Regions from separate parts of the Homo sapiens genome. Here region 1 is linked to region 2. Evidence: chromatin loops called from intact Hi-C (ENCODE). Cell type or tissue: K562. All regions are shown on one strand. Links, peaks and the distances in the headings refer to the core of each region. The heading gives the core; the rest is flanking DNA.

Region 1 (9,182 bases), core at 316-8,315, 73 kb after region 2:
GGCCAGGCTGGTCTCGAACTCCTGACCTCAGGTGATCTGCCCGCCTTGGCCTCCCGAAGTGCTGGGATTACAGGCTTGAGCCACCACGCCCAGCCACTCCAGAGGATTTTGAGGAGGCTGGGAATGACCTGATAGGTGTCATAATGATGTAAATACCTGGAATCTTAGATTAGAAATAAAAATATACAAATATAAAAATATTCTGATTTATCAGAATGTATGTGATAGAAAATCAAGGCACCTTCTGCAAAGTGTTTTGACTTTCTATCTTCTTTCTGTGCTTTTCGCTAGATTTCTAGCTTTTCCCCTGTATATTTAGTCTAATTTACCTTATGTTCCACTTCTCCTTCTCTTAGATGAGGGGACTGGTTTGAATGGAGTGAAAAAATTAGTAATTATTGGGTATCTATGATGTTCCTGAAACTTTATATGATCTCAGCTAATCTGTACAACATTCAATTCATTCTCATAAAGGTTAAATAAATTGCTCAAGATTGCACAGGTAGCAGATGACAGAGCAAAGATTAAAATCCAACCTATCTGATATCAAAGTCGGGCTTTAATTACTTTACTTTGCTACTTTCCTTGACAGAGGGTTTAGTGATACCCCTTGATTCCCTCATTACCAACATTTCCTCTACTTCACAGCCATATGGATGGCCTAATCCTCATTCTTCCTTTCCCCATACTAATTATCAGATTCCACCTGTAAAGGAAATTTTATGTATGGTATTGTCTTTTCTGTTTTAGATTTCTGATAACAATACCATTTTTTATATACGCTTTGTAAAGTCCTCTATAGAGTTGTGATTCAAGGCGTTGTAACACTGACATGGATTTGAAGCTCAGTCTCACAGTTGTGTGAGCAAGTTAACTTCTGAGATCCTCACATTGCTTTTTCTGGTTGCTGTATCAGGACCCATTTTGTAATATTTAATTCAATATATTTTAATGATTTCAATATACATTACTTTTTTCTCTTAAACAAATTTCTTTAGGCCTAAAGTATCTAGAGTTCCCTTTTATGTGGGATTATCTTTCTTAATAATATTTTGGTTCAGAGTGGCTGAATTGGTAAGAGAAGACATAGGATAGATACACGAGAAGTGAGTGGGAGGACAAGAGTTTCCAGAGAGAGGAAAAGGGACAGAGAAGGTTGTTATCCATTTTTGGCCTGCTTTCAGGTTTCCTGGGGTTTGGAATTCTCTAGCTCATGGCCCCACTTCTTTCCTGGTCTCAGGTCAGTGCAGCTGGCTGCATCCCAAGGACTTTTTTGTCTATGCAGCCTGCTGTGCTGATGCCCTTGCCTTTTTCTTTCTCTACATCTCTGGAAAGTCTCTGTGTACACATGCACTTCTTGGAATATTCAAGGGCTACATTTTAAAATAAATTACTTATCAAAAGCATTTTTCCCATAACAAGTGAAGAAAAGCATGGATACACTTATTTCTTTGAACACATTAAATCTGTATATAGTGGAGGTGATATTCATGTAAAAACTTCCTCTGGAGCCCCCTGTGCTGGATGGTATGGATTGTGCAGTGGCAGAATTTAAACTTCCAGTTAAAATTATCTCAGTCTTTTCTGGCTTAAAACAGTCCTATCAAATATAACTACTCAGACATCTCAAAGTACAGCTTTCTTTGAGAATTCCTTCTTCTATTCTGCTTGAAAGATAACATCTGAATTCAAGAGGGCATATAGGTCTTCTCGGTCATAGGAGGAGTAGGCTTGATCTCAAATGGGCTTTAGGTTCTCCCTGGCTTCTGGGAAATGTTCTTTGTCCCTCATAGTCAACTAGGCACCCTTCTGGAATCACCTGCTAAAGTCTGCATCTGATGAAACTTGTGGTGGGGCCTCTTGGCATGGCCAGTGAACAGGGATCCTCCACTTACAGAACTGCCTCCCCCTTAAGTCTTGGCAGCATTACCAATCCTCAGCAGTTTCAACAATGATGCCACCACATTTCTCATCCCCCTTAGCTGGCCATCTGGCTCTTAACTCATTTACTTCACATGAGAATTTCTAAATCTCTTACAAACCTCACAAGAGAAAGACTCAGCAGGTGCTATTCCTGGTCTTTTCTTTGTGCCTAATGGGCACATGACAGATTCTAATCTCCTGGACATCCTTTGTTAATGACAGGCAATGTAGGTGATGATCATGCCAGAATCCTAAATGAGAAAGGAAATAAACTTTTTATTTTCCTCTCTGCTTACTTGTATATCTTAATATGTATTCCTCCCTTGAAACAAACATTTGAGTGCAAGTAGCTTATCTGGGAGATAATCTGTGGAAACACTGGTAAGGGAGTGGGGAAGTGAGATGAGGAAGGAAAGAAAGCCAACAATGAGTGCATTACTAAATAAATTATGATGTGCTTTAATAAAGGAAGTATCCTCTTAGCCCTCCTGTGGAATATGACTGGTGGGTTCTCTTGTCATATGTAATAATATGAGATTTTGGCCCCATCATCAATACTCTACCAAGGCAATTCTAGCAATTCTACCTCATTTATTGTAGGCCATTATCATCTTCATGCTTCAAGGACTATCCCAGCAGCAAGATAAGATTGGCTCAAAGCATCTTTGCTCCCAGGGTCCTGATCATGGAAGAGTGTCTATAGATCAACACACTCTCTTAAACAGCTTTATATCTGCCCCTTGCTACTCTATGCCCACAGATTCATTTTGGTCATGATCTGAATACAAGTTTGTCAGCTTCTATGGTTTTTTTTTTTTTTTTTTTGAGACGGAGTCTCACACTGTCGCCTGGGCTGGAGTGCAATGGCACAATCTTGGCTCACTGCAACCTTCTCCTTCTGAGTTCATGCAATTCTCCTGCCTCAGCCTCCTGAGTAGCTGGGATTAGAGGTGCACACCACCACACCCAGCTAATTTTTTGTATTTTTAGTAGAGACGGGGTTTCACCATGTTGGCCAGACTAGACTTGAACTCCTGACCTCGTGATCCACCCACCTCAACCTCCCAAAGTGCTGGGATTACAGGCGTGAGCCACCACACCCGGCCTCAGCTTCCATGGTTTTGGGGGTAATCTTTTTCTTTTATACCAGATATAGTACTTCCCTAGTCAGGGTTAGGTTGAAAGTTATTTCTGATTGTTGATCTAAGGCAGTGGTTCTCAAAGCACAGTCTCTGGACCAGGAGTACTGCCTGGGAATTTGTTAGAAATGCAAATTCCAAGTCCTATCCCAAGCCTACTGAATCAGAAAATCTAGGGATGAGGACTCAGTAACCCATGATTTAACTAGCCCTCCAGGCGATACAGATCCATGTTATAGTTTGAGAAACACTTATCTAGAAGCCATGAGCAGAAATGGGAGCAGATCTTCAGAAGGTCAGATATCATCTTGTGGGGCACCTGCCTCAGATGGGGCCTTTTCATGGTCTCCAGGTAAGGAAAGGCTGTTCTCTGCCCAAGAGCCAAAAGTTGCTTCTGCTAACTAAAAAGTGTTGGGAGATTTAGTGGTGTAATATATTCATGTGTATATACTCAGATATTCTTATTTTAAATTTTAGTTTTCTATTTTTCTTATCAGGGCCAGGACTGTAACATAGGGAATCGCTAATGGATTGTACAGTTAGCCTTATTTGTAACTTTTACTTTCCCAGTAAAATCCATAGCCTAATTTTAGCAGAGTCTGTCCTCTGGCTGCTGGAGATAAGGGTCTCTTTAAGTACTGTCACACCAGACCAGTGGTTTCCACACTGTGTTCTGAGTTGATAGTTGAGTGATCTGACTTTGTGATTTACTCTTATCTTCCTTTGCCACTTTTATGGCACAAGAACACACAAACACCTCCACAGATCTTATTTTTTCCTTTACTCTCAAACCCTTGAGATGTTGCACATACCACATATCCTCTTTCACCTGTAGTTCATCCCAATTCACCATAAGTAAGGCTTTTTGTGTTGCTAGGGTACTACAAAAGCTATCACCTTTCCGTTGTTGCCTTACTTTGGTTTCCTCCAGAAAAATATTCTAAAATAAAGATTCAATTGCAAGTAGATTTAGCAACTCTTATCTCATTTTCCAGATGATGTCACATGGCCTAATTGTGCTGGTGATCATTCAAGTGAGAATTTAGTTTTCCTACCTGCTACCACGTGAAGCAGCAAGAGCAAATGAGGATAGGAGTGAATATTGGCTCAGCCAAATAACAATGTTTGCCACAGAAGGTATGCAAAAAACATTACCCAACTATACATATAAACACACACACTCACACATGCATGTCACTGCATATGTGGTTTATTCTATCTTCTGTGTATATAACAATGTTTACCCCTTAAAATGTAGAAAGAGTAGGGGGATAGTGGTTGGTAGAGGAAATGGTAGAAATTATAAAAGTAAAGATATTTGTCTGTATTTAGGAGAAGTGTTAGAGATGGTGGATGTGCTTCCCAAATACTAACAATGGTTGATGAGTTTGGAGACATTCCATACAGATTTTTCTTTCTTTACCTAAAAGCAGTTTTAAACAGGCATGAGTGAAAAGCCTTTGCACTTTATCACTGAGAAGCTGCTAAATCATAGAGAAAAAAAATCACAGGAATGCACATTTTGAGAAATGGTGAGGGTGCACACAAAGATTGCTCAATAATGTTTACTGAACTGAAATGAGTTTTACAATTCTGTTGACGTGAGTTGCTTGGACTAAATCAGGAAGTTCTTCATTTCCTCATTAGGAAACTATGAATGGTGAGCTTTACTCACCTGATTGCCTTTCATGTCCTAGAAATTGTTAGTAGTCTGCAAAAACTCATTTTTAAAAAGTAAAATAAAACAACGTAATATTAAACATATTAGATTAGGAAAATCACCTTGAAACTTGGCCTTAAAAAGGTAAACTCTTTCTGTATCTTTTTCTAAAATCTAACAATTATTAGCCCTCTCTCTTACAACAGCACAAATGTGTGTACCACTAATGCCCAGAATTTTTTTTTTTTTGATGCTGTTTTTCATTGAAGGGAATCATGACTCCTTAGAGGGTAGCTGTTTCAATGACTTGAAGCAGGAAGAAGTTAGGATTTGAAGCAATATGTCTGAAACATACAGTTTTTGCCAGAGAGAAAAGATGTTTTTACAAATGTCAGGGGGTAAAGCCTGAAAGGATAAAGGAGCTATTTAATGAAAAATCTACTGTTTATTAAAAATTGAGCATCAAATCACAATAATAATTATTAATTGACATACATTGTATGAAAGCCTATGAATTCACAATAACATATCAAAAAGAAAAAGTTGTGTGAAAATTTGAAAACAAAAAAGCAAGAGAATATAGCAGAATAGGATTATGTTTCAAAAATAATTTTAATAAGTAGAGAACAGTTTTGCTCCTTCCATTAAACGTATGAATTTTACAAATTATGGTGACGTATTTTTCTCTCTGGGTAAATATGAGTAATACAGAGAACAATGTGTGAAACAAATGGTTCCTGGAAAAATAGGAATAAACAAAAAGTACTGATCAGTACTGGTGGCTACCCATAATCAACACCACTAGTCAAATTCTCAATAACCACATAGAAAGAGAGTTTAAGTGTATATACTGAGGTAAGTGTCTTACAGAGGAACTTCATCTTCACATGATTTACCCTTTATCTCCTAGGACATGAGACTTCTTGATGACTCTACTAATTATAATGAGATATAATTGGAAATTTATCTTGGACCCAGCTTAGCTGTCCCCAGATTTCTGACCCACAGAAACTGTGAGATAATAGTTTTGTTTTAAGCCATTAAGTTTCAAGAATAATTTGTTATGCAGCAATAGTAATTAGTACACCAAGAATGATAATGTTAGGGAAATGAAGTTTAGGTGTATATTTGGCCCATATCCCAATCAGGAATCTATTGACAGATAGTGCAGAATTAGCTGCTTAGGCTAGAAATAGAACTCTTTTTCGTTTGTGTCTGTTAAGATTTGTGCTAGGAAGTTTTGTCTGCTAACCTCACTCTAACCCATAGATAAGAATAAGCACAAGCAATAGAATAAGAAGAGAGCTAATAAAGAAATAAAATGTGGATTTTAAATTCCAGAAAAAATTTGAAATGCTTTAAATTTTTTGGTTTTTGTATAAATGCAATAATAAATTCAAATTATTGTTATTTTGAGCATGTGCTTTGTCTATTAAGGAGTTTAAAGCATTATCAGGAGATTATAATATAGTAGATTTGTTTTAAATTGAATTTTACAGTAATACAAGTAAATAAGTTTGTAGTCAATGTTCAAATATTTGGATAAATGTTGATTTATTAATTATGTAAATACAGTGTAGATATTTACAGGAATGATAATTTTTAATGCTTGAAAGACTATTACATGTTCAATGTTTTAATTAGATAAGTAAATTGGACATTAAGGATACTCTTATTGATACATTAAAGCTCCCTGGACATCCCTATGTTGTAAAGACTCAATCCACTTTTAAAATGTAGATTTTATTTATTTATTTGTTTGTTTACTTTTAAAGACAAGATCTCGCTATGTTGCCCAGGCTGGAGTTCAGTAGCTATTGACAGGCACAATCATAGTGTAACATAACCTCTAACTCCTGGGCTCAAATAATCCTTCAGCCTTAGCCTTCAGAGTAGCTGGGGCCATAGGTGAATGCCACTGTGCCCGACCAAACCCACTTTAAGAAACAAATACTTTCTTTTCTGTAGAGAAACTAGAAGTAGAAAATGCTGAGAGTTGTAGGAGATTGTGGGATAATTCATCTGGTGACAGATCCATAGCAACCACTGTCCAGTCTGCTGGGGGCTGACAGCTTGCTCTTTCCCCAGGCCTGAGTCTCATTCTACATGGAGAGTACTAACTAGTATGACATTCATGGCCTCTTCCCATGGTGACATTCATGATCCTCTTCCTTACTCCTCATTACAGAAGAAAGAGTGACTTCTTTAAAAGCTGAGTTTGGAAGGAGGAACTAGGAAGGTGTATTTTAGTCCTCACATCTCTTATTTCTTTTGCGATCTAGCTGCACAGAGAAGTTTGGTTCCTCCTGGCATAAGTTTTACAGGGCAAACCTTCCACTTCGGGATGCTTACGGTAGCCAGTTTTTCTGTGACTGAATGAGTAAATATGAGAAAAGGCCCTAACCTGTGGGGCATTCAAAGTAATAAAAGGGATATTTAAATTTCTGTCTGCTTGATTCTTCTTAATTAGTCCAAAATGAGGCTATGAAAGAGGGTGCTGTTTATTACTCCCATCCCAACATTGTTGTACCTTTAAACCATAAGAACATAGCTTAAAATTTACAAGGCTTTTCTGATTTGAATGTAGTTACTCACAAATGACGACTATTGTGATGTTATGTAACTTCTCGTCATGAATATAGTTCCCCTTCCACAATTTTATATCTAGAGTTAGATTTGCATTTTTTTTTTTTACCACAACAAGCACATATTTTCACAACTTTGGCAGAACTGTGTTATACTTTCCATCATTCTATGATTTCAGCTCCTTACAATATCATTCTTAATGGGTGAACACTGTTTTTCTTTTATTTGTTAATGGCGTTCATGATACCCATGGTTATCATTGCTAAATGCTATTATGATAATTTGTCATTTTTTTCAGGTGGTAAAATGTACTGTTTAATGAGAAGTGTGTTGTTCAATCTGATATACAGATACTGTATTAATTTGGGTTTCCTTAGGCAGAATCTGAGACATAACTTTGAATTATGTCAGTTTATTTGGTAGTGGTGGGGAGGAATCATGGCTTAAAATGAGGAGAATGAGGCAAGAAATGATGGAAAGTTGGTAAGTGATGTATTATTGTGTTGGTATGTACAACTGGAGCTTGATCCTACTGGGGATCCTCTCAGGAGCCATGTAAAATGCACTCACAATTATCACTCCAAAGGACCAGGAGACTGGGAGGACAGGGGACAGGGTCCTTTTTCTATTGACTCTCCTCAATTGGTGGAGGGTTAACTTCCCCCAACTTCTGGGCTGCCTCCTGTGGCAGCATAATGAAGAAAGGTGGGGTGGCAAGAGCAGAAGTTTGAGACAGGTAAAGATGCCTGCAGCTTGCACAAGATCTGTCTTTCCACCACAGCTGCAGCTGAAACCCTCATGTGAACTGACAGGATGTGGTACAAGGCTTACAAAGCATCTGCTCCAAGTATGATTCAGAAAATATTAAAAAGAAGAAAAACATTTGCCACATTCATCCCATCAATATGTGGCTTAACTGTTGGCTTGGTATAACTAAACAATCATTTGCAATGCTTTCAAATTCCAGAACTGTCAGATATATCTGTATGTCTGTATTTTTGTTTTAATCTATATCTATTTTTAGATATCTAATTTATTTTAATCTATTTATCTATGTATCTATATATGTATGTATGTGTCTACTACCTATCCATCTCTCCACCGATCCGGTCAAAATTTTCTTTATATTGCACTGACTTTGAGGGCAGTCCCCAGGGAGGAAACTGAATGTGAAAACTTAAGTTATTTAGGGGTGGATATTAACAAGAACCTCTTTCTTGGAGGCCAGTCAGAATTTGGATGGGATGAGGAACTTAAGCTCTAGAAAAAAAAGTTGTAATTTGTAGGCCAGATTCTCTAAGTCCAGGTTTTTCTGTGCATATTTTTGTTTTGTTATCCTCTGGCATTAAATAAAATCTTGTTGAAATGTTCTAGTTTGTTCTCTATTGTGCTCATGGATATTAAGTAAAAGATTTGATATTCACAACTGGTTCTTAATTTTAAGAGACCATAGCACTTACATGATCTGTTGTGGTAGTAGTTTAAGAGTAAAGGAATCTACAAGAGGAATCTCAAATTCACTACTGTGGAGATTGTCCCTTTTTTGTCTTTTGTTGAGAAAGGTAGCAATTTTCTACAGGGTCTCAATGTGGAAAGTTAAAGGTCTCTTTAAATATTGTTTCACCTTCTACAACAGTTGATTTAGTTCATCCATTTTCTAAATCACATTAATTCAAAACTGTGTTATACACTGAAATAATACATGTAAGGTTTAATTCTTCCCCATAAATTGTTTTATTTTAGTGATCTATTGAATAATTTAGTATCAGGGATGGGTTCAGAAGCTGCTTTTATTAACATTTTCATAAACTGTGGAAAAGAAAATGTTCACATTGAAGTTCCCAAGTTTGCCAGTGACCTTAAGCTCTTCTGGT
Region 2 (9,182 bases), core at 414-8,413:
TGATTATTCTAGGTCCTTTAGAAAAGAAGAGCTCTGAAAGATTATTTTAAGGGATTAGCTGGTTTTTCTCCAAAGTCATATAGATATTTGAAAATATTTTACATAGAATCATTTTTAGGGCTTTCATAGGATAATATGCCTTTATTCTTTTAGAATACAGATTCCTTAGTGACCATTTGACGACTTGTCTCACTAGTGGATACAACCGCTCAGAATGCATCTTGCATCCTTTAGTAGCCAGCTTATCAGGACCTCCCATGCTGCTCACTCCAAGCATGAGTGAGCAAACAGGTCTGGCTGTGTGCCCTAAAGGCCAGCATTCCTGGGCTCCACCAGACCACCAGGGAAGGGAACTCCTGAGTGCTGAGATTCCAAACGAGTCTGGGGGAATGGGTTTTTACTCAAGATGTTTGGGGAAAATAAGGACTCTATTCTGAGGAGTAGAGGAGCCCATGGTTCACATCCCAAGTTGATTTGTCTTAGTTAATTTTCCACCTACCAGTTTCATGAAAATGAACAAGCTGTATCCCAGGACATCTCCTTTCATAGTTTCCCAACATCTTCTTTACTGCACAGAAAGAACACAGGAAACACCTCTCTTTTTATTCACAAAACAAACAAAAGGGTTTATAGCCCTAAAGTTTAGAAACCGCAAGGCAATGGAAGATTCACAAAGACCTACAGAGGAGGATTATGAAAATAATATATTCAATATATCTAGTGCCTATCAGCCTATCATTTGACTTGGACTTCCATATTTTATCTCTAATCTTTACCACAACCATATATAGTTGTCAATATTCCAGTTTACCGGGAAGAAAACTGAGATTCAGATAAGTAAGGCGACTTGTCAACAGCACTCATTCCAACAGAGCACAACCACTGAATGGTACAGGGAGTGCCACGGTCTTTCTGACTCCACTGTACCTGTTTTTGTTCTACTTCCCAAGACAGTCTAGAGGGGCAAAGAAGGGCAGTGGTCACTCCTTAAGCCATCAGGACTCTCAATATCTGAATAATCATTTTTATTAGCTGCCTAACCAATAATTCTGAACTCCGACTTAGCAAGTTCTGTCCCACCAATGTATTATACTAAAAAGAAAACAAAACAAACAAAACAAAAACTGCCACTTGTGACTTTTCTCAGTCTACCTAGAAGTCAAATACATCCACTCAAATACACAAAGATATTAAAGATATCAAATATAATTCCCAAATGAAGAATCTGCTTTTAATGTAGATATAGAAAGCTTTCAGGTGGCTTGTGTAGGTTGTCAATTAATATACTTTTAGAATGCAGCAAAAAGAAGACAAAGAATTGCTATGCTTTGGGATATTGAAAAAGAAACAAAAGGCTTTGAATCTCTGAGGCATTTTTTTGACTTTAGAACACTAGAATATCCTCGGCTGCTTGCCAAATAAATGTTTGGTTGAATATAAATAAGCTTATTATCATGCATGTTTATAAGTGCATACAATACAATTGAGGGTTAATAAAACATTTTATACCTAAGCATACTGATATTTTACCAGGAAAAAAAAAAGCATTTTAGTATGCCTATGTTTCTTAGACATTTTTCATCTTAACACTTTCCAAATTCTGAGTACCAGCAGCATTTCCAAAGTACTTCATTACACTACAGCTTCTTACTATTATAAGCCACAGAAAATACATGAAATTTAACATGTATAACTTCAGAAATCTCTTCTCATTTACCATGGCAAAGATCCTTTAACTTTCTAAATTCACCTTCCCTGAAATGTGTATCAAATGAATGTGCATTTGAGTAATAAAATGAAAAAAAAAATAATAAAGTCAGAACAAAGTTACCTTTTAAAGTATCCATTCCACAGGTCTCCACTTAGAATGCCTTCTTTAACTGGAATGGAATATTTTAATTATAGGTTATGCTATGGTTTGAATGTTCCCTTCAAAACTCATGTTGAGACTCAGTCTTCAATGTGGCAGTACTGAGAGGCGGTGACTGACTCATGAGGGTTCTGCCTTCATGAATTGATTTATCTATTCATGGATTAATGGATTAGCGGGTTATCATGATAGGGAAACTGGTGGCTTATAAGAAAAGAAAGAGAGACCCGAGCAAGGACATCAACATGCTCAGTCCCCTCACCATGTGACGCCCCACCAAAGAGAGTCTCCACCAGCAAGAAGCTCTCACCAGATGTGCCTCATCCACCTCGGATTTCCCGGCCTCAACAACTGTAAGAAATAAGTTCCGTTTCTTTACCAATTACCTAGTTTCAGGTACTGTGGTATAAGCAACAGTAAAGAGACCAACACAGATTACTAGGTAGGGCATCATCTCATCATTATGCTTGTTATTTGGTACTGCTACCAATACAATTTAAGGAAATAATGCTATCTTAAAGAGAATGATAATGGTAATCAGTTGACATATGTATCTGTTCAAGGAACAGATATATTAAATTATGTTGAAATTTAAGACATAGGTCAATCTAAGAGGGTTTTGAAACCTACAGAAATTGTTTCTCTAATGACATGTGTGATTACTTTCAATTTGTTCTAGTCACATCCAACTGTTGTTTCAAATTATATATATATAAAATATATATAAATATATATTTAAAAGAGGTACTGCATTATTTTATATATATTTAAAAGAGGTACTGCATGTTTATATACATTTATATATATATATATATATATATATATATAAATGTATATAAATTGCTGAAGCTACCTACCTGAATAATTTGAAGACAATATATAAAAGGCTGGTGCCACGGATAATGAAAGTGATGTGAGGCAGCTACACAAGCTGACAGGAGAAAGAGTATTTCACATTATAAATGGAAACTTTTACTTCTCAAACTAGTTGAATCTGATGACCATATAATTTGTATAGAAAATGCAGTTGAGAGAAGCAGTTAAAATATTCTAACAAGGCGGGTAGTTTCCAGCTTCACATTTGGGACTTCATTCCAAATTTATTTTTCCAAACTTTATTCAGAATAAATGTAAACTGAAAAATTAACCTTTTTTTGTCTTTTTCGTTTTCTTTTCTTTTTGTGTGTGTGTGTGGTGATAGGATAGAAGGAAAAAGTGAGAAAAGTTACTAGAAATATTATAATTAGCCTCCCTGTGTGTCTTATCTCTGGACAAAGCCTCAAACAGAAGTTTGATATCAATTTTTTTCTAAGTACTCTATTTTATTAATGATCATGTATTATAATATGCAGTTTCTCACAACTAATTATTTAAAAGTTGAGTGCTGATAGCAAACTTCCTCTCGGTAGTATTTCAAGACACCTACTAATTTACCATGCTTCCTTATTTTTATTAGACTTATTGACATTTTCACATTAAGTTCATTCTGTTTGAAAGGGAAGTCTTTTGGTGACACTTCTAAATACTGTACAGAAGGAAATTGTATCCAACAATTGGAGCAAGAACAATTTGATAACTTAAGCTCCTTGCGTTATACCATCTGAAATAAAATCTTTTCAGAGGTCCTGCACATCATATGGTTAACTAATTAAGGATTGTGACATTCTTGGGACATACCAAGGGCAACTAAAAGGGAAGTATCTTTAAACTCCCCTTTCCTTTCCTGGCCTATAGAAAGAAAGGCTCTTATAGAATTACCAGTAGTTAATATCATCCTGTGTATTTGTTAAAGGTCAACAAGAGTAAATCAGTTAATAACAACTTCCTAAAAGTTTAGGACAGGAAACAATAAACGATGTTATACTCAAATAAAAGTTGCAAGGATAATTTAGCTGGATAGAGTGTAATTGCTGAAGTTAAAATTAGCCAGGTCACCTTACTCTCATGGAAAAAAAAACTCTGGAAACCTGGCAACCAAATAAATAGATAGGAAGTTCCTTCCCATTAATAAACTTCTTTTAGTTCTATGCTGAAATGTTATTTCAAGGACACACACCAAATAATTCACCAATACTACTTTCTAAACCAAGTTTGGTCACTCACCTAACTATTACAGAGACCTAAAACATAATAAATATAAGTGTATATTATAACTACTTAATCTAATTATATTAGAATTGAAAATATTTTATAAATTACATAGTGTAACCCCATTGTTTTAAATGAGGAAACAGGTCCAGAGAAGTGACTTACCAATGTTTGGTCAGCTATGTTTACATTGGCTGTTTACCATACTACTGACATTCTGTGGGTGGTAAATATTTTTCAGAATTACCTGTAAGTGTTTTTAGCATTCTAGCTCAATGTTTTTGAGAAAGACTATGTTCAACTTTATTGCTCAATATATATAGCAGCAGCGTATACCTTTAAGTGATTGCTAAATATATAACTCAAAAGTTAAAAGTGATTTAGCAGCTAAACAGGAAAGACATCTTTTAAATAACAAAGCATAATTACACACTATCAAAAACCATTTAAAAACATTGCTTGTACTAACCATTCTGTGGTTTAAAACTTGAATTACAAGAAGATGATTCCGCCTGTCTTCCACTAGGTGGCAATATATCTTTTTCTTTAATAGTTTGTTCTTTCCCGGGCTCTGATTTTAAATGGATCTCTAGTATTTTTACTTTGAATAGATACGATGAAAGTTAAGATTGAGGAAACCTTAAGGAAGACACTTAAGAAATTGGGATATACGAGGGGAATAGACAGGGTGGTTTTATAAAAACCTGGCATCAAAACTAAAATAACAGATTCTGCTTCATATATGTTCATAATTAAAATTTACATTATATCTTACCAGATAACGTTAAACATTTGGTAGTTGTTTGTTGATTTAATTGAAATTGGGTTTGCTATTCATTATTGGTAGTGAAAAGCACTGAAATTATTTCTAGTCCTGCTCTTTCTTAATCCTTTTATTTAAAACATCATCCTCAAGGTTAGATCATGATATTTTAAAAGGCATTACTTATTTCCATAACCTGTTTTCAATCATGACTTTGGGGGAAAAAACTACAAAATCACTTATTTTTGTATAGTTAAGCCTTTAATTTAGTGTATTTATGTCGATACTTAGAGATATGTTGTTTCTGAACTAATTAGACGAACATTATTTTCTTCAAAGTAAGATAGGTTTCAGTGAACTATTTGACTAGTGTATTAGTTTCTCAGGGCTGCCATAACAAAATACCACATATTGGGTGACTTAAACAACAGAAATTCATTTCCTCACAATTCCGGAGGCTAGAAGGCCAAGAACAAAGTGTTGACAGGTTTGGTTTCTTCCGTGGTCTCTCTCCTTGGCTTGCAAATGGTCACCTTCTTACTGTATCCTCACATAGTCGCCCCTCTGTCTGTGTTATCTGTGTCCTAATCTACCCTTCATATAAGGACATCAGCCCTATTGGATTAGGACCCAACCAATAACTTAATTTTAAAGGCCCTAAATCCAAATACAGTCACATTCCAAGGTGTTGGGCGTTAAGACCTCAACATATGAACTTGGGTGAGGGGAGGGGCATAATTCAGCTCATAATAACTAGCAAGTCTGCATACACAGCATACTCCACATTTATAACCGACGTATTGTGATATAGAACCAAGAATGCTAGGTTGGAAGTTGTAATTCAAAAGCTGAGAAAAGTTCTTATAGATTATTTAATCCACTGATTCTTGACCCTTGATGCACAAAGATTTTTTTGAGGCACTAGCAATGCCCTGACAAAATACCCAGATATTATGATGAATTAATTTGGAGAGGGACCAGTCACTAGTATATTTTTAATACTTTCTAAATGTTTCTAATAGGACCACAATGAATAATCATTGATTTAGACAAATATTTCCCAGACGTGGTTAGAGAATCATCCAGAGGGTTTATTAAAATGCAAATCACAGGCCAGGTGCAGTGTGGCTCTTTCCTGTAATTCCCAGAACTTCTGGAGGCCAAGGCCGGAAGATTGCTTGAAACCAGGAGTTCAAGACCAGCCTAGGTAACAAAGCAAGACCCCATCTATACAAATTTAAAATAAAATTATCCAGGCACAGTGACATGCACTTGTAGTCCCAGCTACTCGGGAGGCTGAGACAGAGGACTGCCTGAGCCCAGGAGTTGGAGGCTGCAGTGAGCTATGATCACACCATTGCCCTCTAGCCCAGGTGACAGAGTGAGTCCCTATTAAAAAAAAAAAAAAATCAGTATCCTAGCCACTGCTGCCCTCATTCTGAATCTCCAGAAATTAGAGCCAAGCCTATTTACCACTCTCCCTAGTAATTATTACAAATTCTGAAGTCTGAGAATCTCTGATCTCATCTAACTCTCTCATTTACAGATGAGAAGACTGGAGTTTAGAGAAGTTAGTTCATTCAAGGTTACACAGCTGGAGAATGGTGGAGGCAGAATGAGAATAAATGTTTAATCTGACTTCTAATCTAATTTCTTAGCAGGATTCTTTGTGCTTATAAGCAACTGTGTGGACTTTAGACTTTATTTAGCAACTGTGTAGCCGTGGCCCCAGAATTAGAGGGCACCTACTCTTTCTTTCAGGCATGTGCTGACACATCTAGAAGGCAGGATCATCACAGCTATGTTTATATAAGGGTTGCATTCCAAGAGCCCTTATTGTGTTTGGAAATAATAAGCAACATCAGAACTGATGGGTGATTGTGAATACTGCATTATACCTGGTGCTCCTTTGGCCCCACCTCCTCAGACTCAGGCCTGAGTCCTAGGTGAATGGACACTGCAGTAGAAAGTTAAGTGACGTGAAGTGAATGGAAGAGTCTGTTTCCCTAGTACCAAAAGTTTCTGCAGCAAGAGTCAGTGGCGTCTGAATCACTTGAGGCCTAGAGTCACTCACCATCAGAAAGTGGCAGCCTCCGTGCAGTCATCAGCTGGCAGAGAAGCAGCAGTAGTTGACTAGCAGGCTGGAGTTGAGAGCAAAATGTTAGCTCAAGAGTTTTCAATTCTGCTGTTATTATTCATTTGAAAAACATAGCTTCAGACAGCTCTTGGGAGCTTGATGTCAGAGCCTGAATTGGTGAGGTTCGTGAACACACACATACAAATAAGTTGTGAAACAATTTTAGAAAATGAATGTGTAAAAATCCAAAAAATTCCCAGCACTTTGGGAGGCTAAGGCAGGTGGATAAGCTGAGGTCAGGAGTTCAAGACCAGCCTGGCCAACACGGTGAAACCCCGTCTCTACTAAAAATACAAAAAATTAGCCCAGCGTTTTGGCGGGCGCCTGTAATTCCAGCTACTTGGGAGGCTGAGGCAGGAGAATCGCTTGAACCCGGGAGGTGGAGGTTGCAGTAAGCTGAGTTTGCACCATTGCACTCCAGCCTGGGCAACAAGAGTGAACCTCCATCCCAAAAAAAAAAAAAAATCCAAAAAATAAAAAGCAAATTCCTCAGAGGGTGATGGTAGATGCACACTATATTTTCCATAAAGATTTAGCTTAAACATTTTCTTGAATAGGTACTTGCTCATGCAATTACATTTTTCTTGTTCTTACTAATGACCCTAACTTGAGTGGGCAAGGAGGAGTAAAATGTGAAAATCAATCTGAAACAAAGATAGAACATAAATGAAGTTTTTTTAAAAGTCTGTATTTACAACAACATAATTCAATTTACTGTCCATATTTCTGGAACATAGCTATTTTCTAGACTGATGTACTCCTACATTTTAATTTAAGTCATCATAGGGCTAGTTCTAACCTCTCTTCGGTGTTTCAAAAGTGAGGATCAAGAGCCACCTACTCTAAAATCATCTGGTGCTGGTTGCTGAAAATGCAAGATTCTAGGTCCCACATAAGATTCATCAAATCTCTGAGGGTGCCTATGGGAAACTGCATTTTTAACAGCTACCTTGGTGATTTAGAAAGGTCTCTCCCTGTGTGATCTAACTCTACAGTGTCCTATGGATAGTATTACTTTTTCTTTCCTTGTGAGCTCTTATTATCTATGGTTTATAATAAAATTTTCTGAGGATGGAAGGATTGGGGGAAATTATCTTCTTTTTGAGCCTTTTCTTATGGAGTCAATAACATGGGGAAGTCATTGCCAGAGGTCCCCTCTTTTTAGCATCCTTATCTGATTTTCTATTTGGCCATGTGCCTGGGTCTTCGAGCAGGCTGCTGTAAAGAGCCAGTATGACAGGCACTCAGAAATTGTACATTAAACTTTAAATTTCTTCTCCTGAAATGTATTCAAAGGAAAGCCCCCATCCCAGAGAAGAGAGTAACTTGTGAATATATATATATATATATATATATATATATATATATATCTGAAATATATATATGAGAAATATATATATCTAAAATTCCAAGTTTCTATTTCTGAGTTGTTATAAATAAATGTATTTTGAATATTTAAAGGATTTAAGAAATTCAAATGTGAGCTGCTGGCAATCATATAACTTGATGAGACTTGTTTTACCATGCTATTAGCTTTACTATGCTTGGAATTAGATTTTTGAATGTTAGGTTTCCTAAATATCTCCCTGGCTTTAAGTTTAGGCATGTTTGGAGGTTTAATAAATACTTTCAGATGCAGCCTCAAAGTCAAATACCTCTGATTTGGAAGGAGTTTTAGGCATTATTACCCTGGTGGAGAAGTACCTCTGCATATCGATCCTTCATCTTTACTTAGACTGCTCCAAAATTAGAAATTAAGCTTTAAAAAGCAAATGGAGAAGCAAATACCTTCATGTAAATTCAGACTTTTTTTTTTTTTTTTTTTTGCTGTTTATTCACACAGGTGGCAATTTTGGATACTACCTCTTTGTTGGAGGGGATAGAACTCAGGGAAATCTAAGAGAGCCTAAAGGTAAGAGACGATTGAAAATGGGAGGTTCTGAGATGGAATTTAGGGAGCAGATCGAATGTCCCTGAAAATAAGCTTCATGGCATTCACCATTTATCCACCTAGCCCTGCTAAAGCAAATAGTTAAACTAGCACTGTCTACAAAAGCATTTTAATGAAAAAGTCAATTTACTCCTTCCTGAAGGCTAACTCTTATCTTTCTAGGAAGGACCTTGCAGGAATATTTCCTTTATTTTCTTTCCTCCTCCTTCGCTTAGCCCTGACGCTGGACCTCTTAGCCTAAAGAAGAACTGAACACTATGGATACTAAAATTTTTCTAATTACATGATTTGCATCCATTTGGGGGCTGGGTGTCACTGTTTGGCTCTGTTTGTCTTTCTCAAAGACCCAGTGAAATTTTGCCAGAGTGTAAAA

Evidence for each region. Hi-C counts contacts between places; a loop is a spot of excess contacts. Peaks named below come from ENCODE experiments on the same cell type or tissue, not always from the same donor. Only the 100,000 strongest peaks of a DNase experiment are listed, where the experiment ranks them.
Region 1: it touches region 2 in a loop (3-fold over the local background); 3 of 110 quality-filtered maps call a loop at or near these places.

The regions. Positions count from the first base shown.
Region 1 is chr4:80,138,041-80,147,222 of GRCh38, reverse strand. No RefSeq gene overlaps it. Among named protein-coding and RNA genes, the nearest start is that of PRDM8-AS1, 55 kb to the left of the region's middle. RefSeq lists a cis regulatory region at 3,504-3,924. In K562, for the core only: no CTCF peak of the experiment used is centred there; a DNase peak (open chromatin) is centred at 3,702.
Region 2 is chr4:80,210,940-80,220,121 of GRCh38, reverse strand. No RefSeq gene overlaps it. Among named protein-coding and RNA genes, the nearest start is that of PRDM8, 18 kb to the right of the region's middle. In K562, for the core only: a CTCF peak has its summit at 4,470 (motif pointing right); DNase peaks (open chromatin) are centred at 4,501 and 8,031.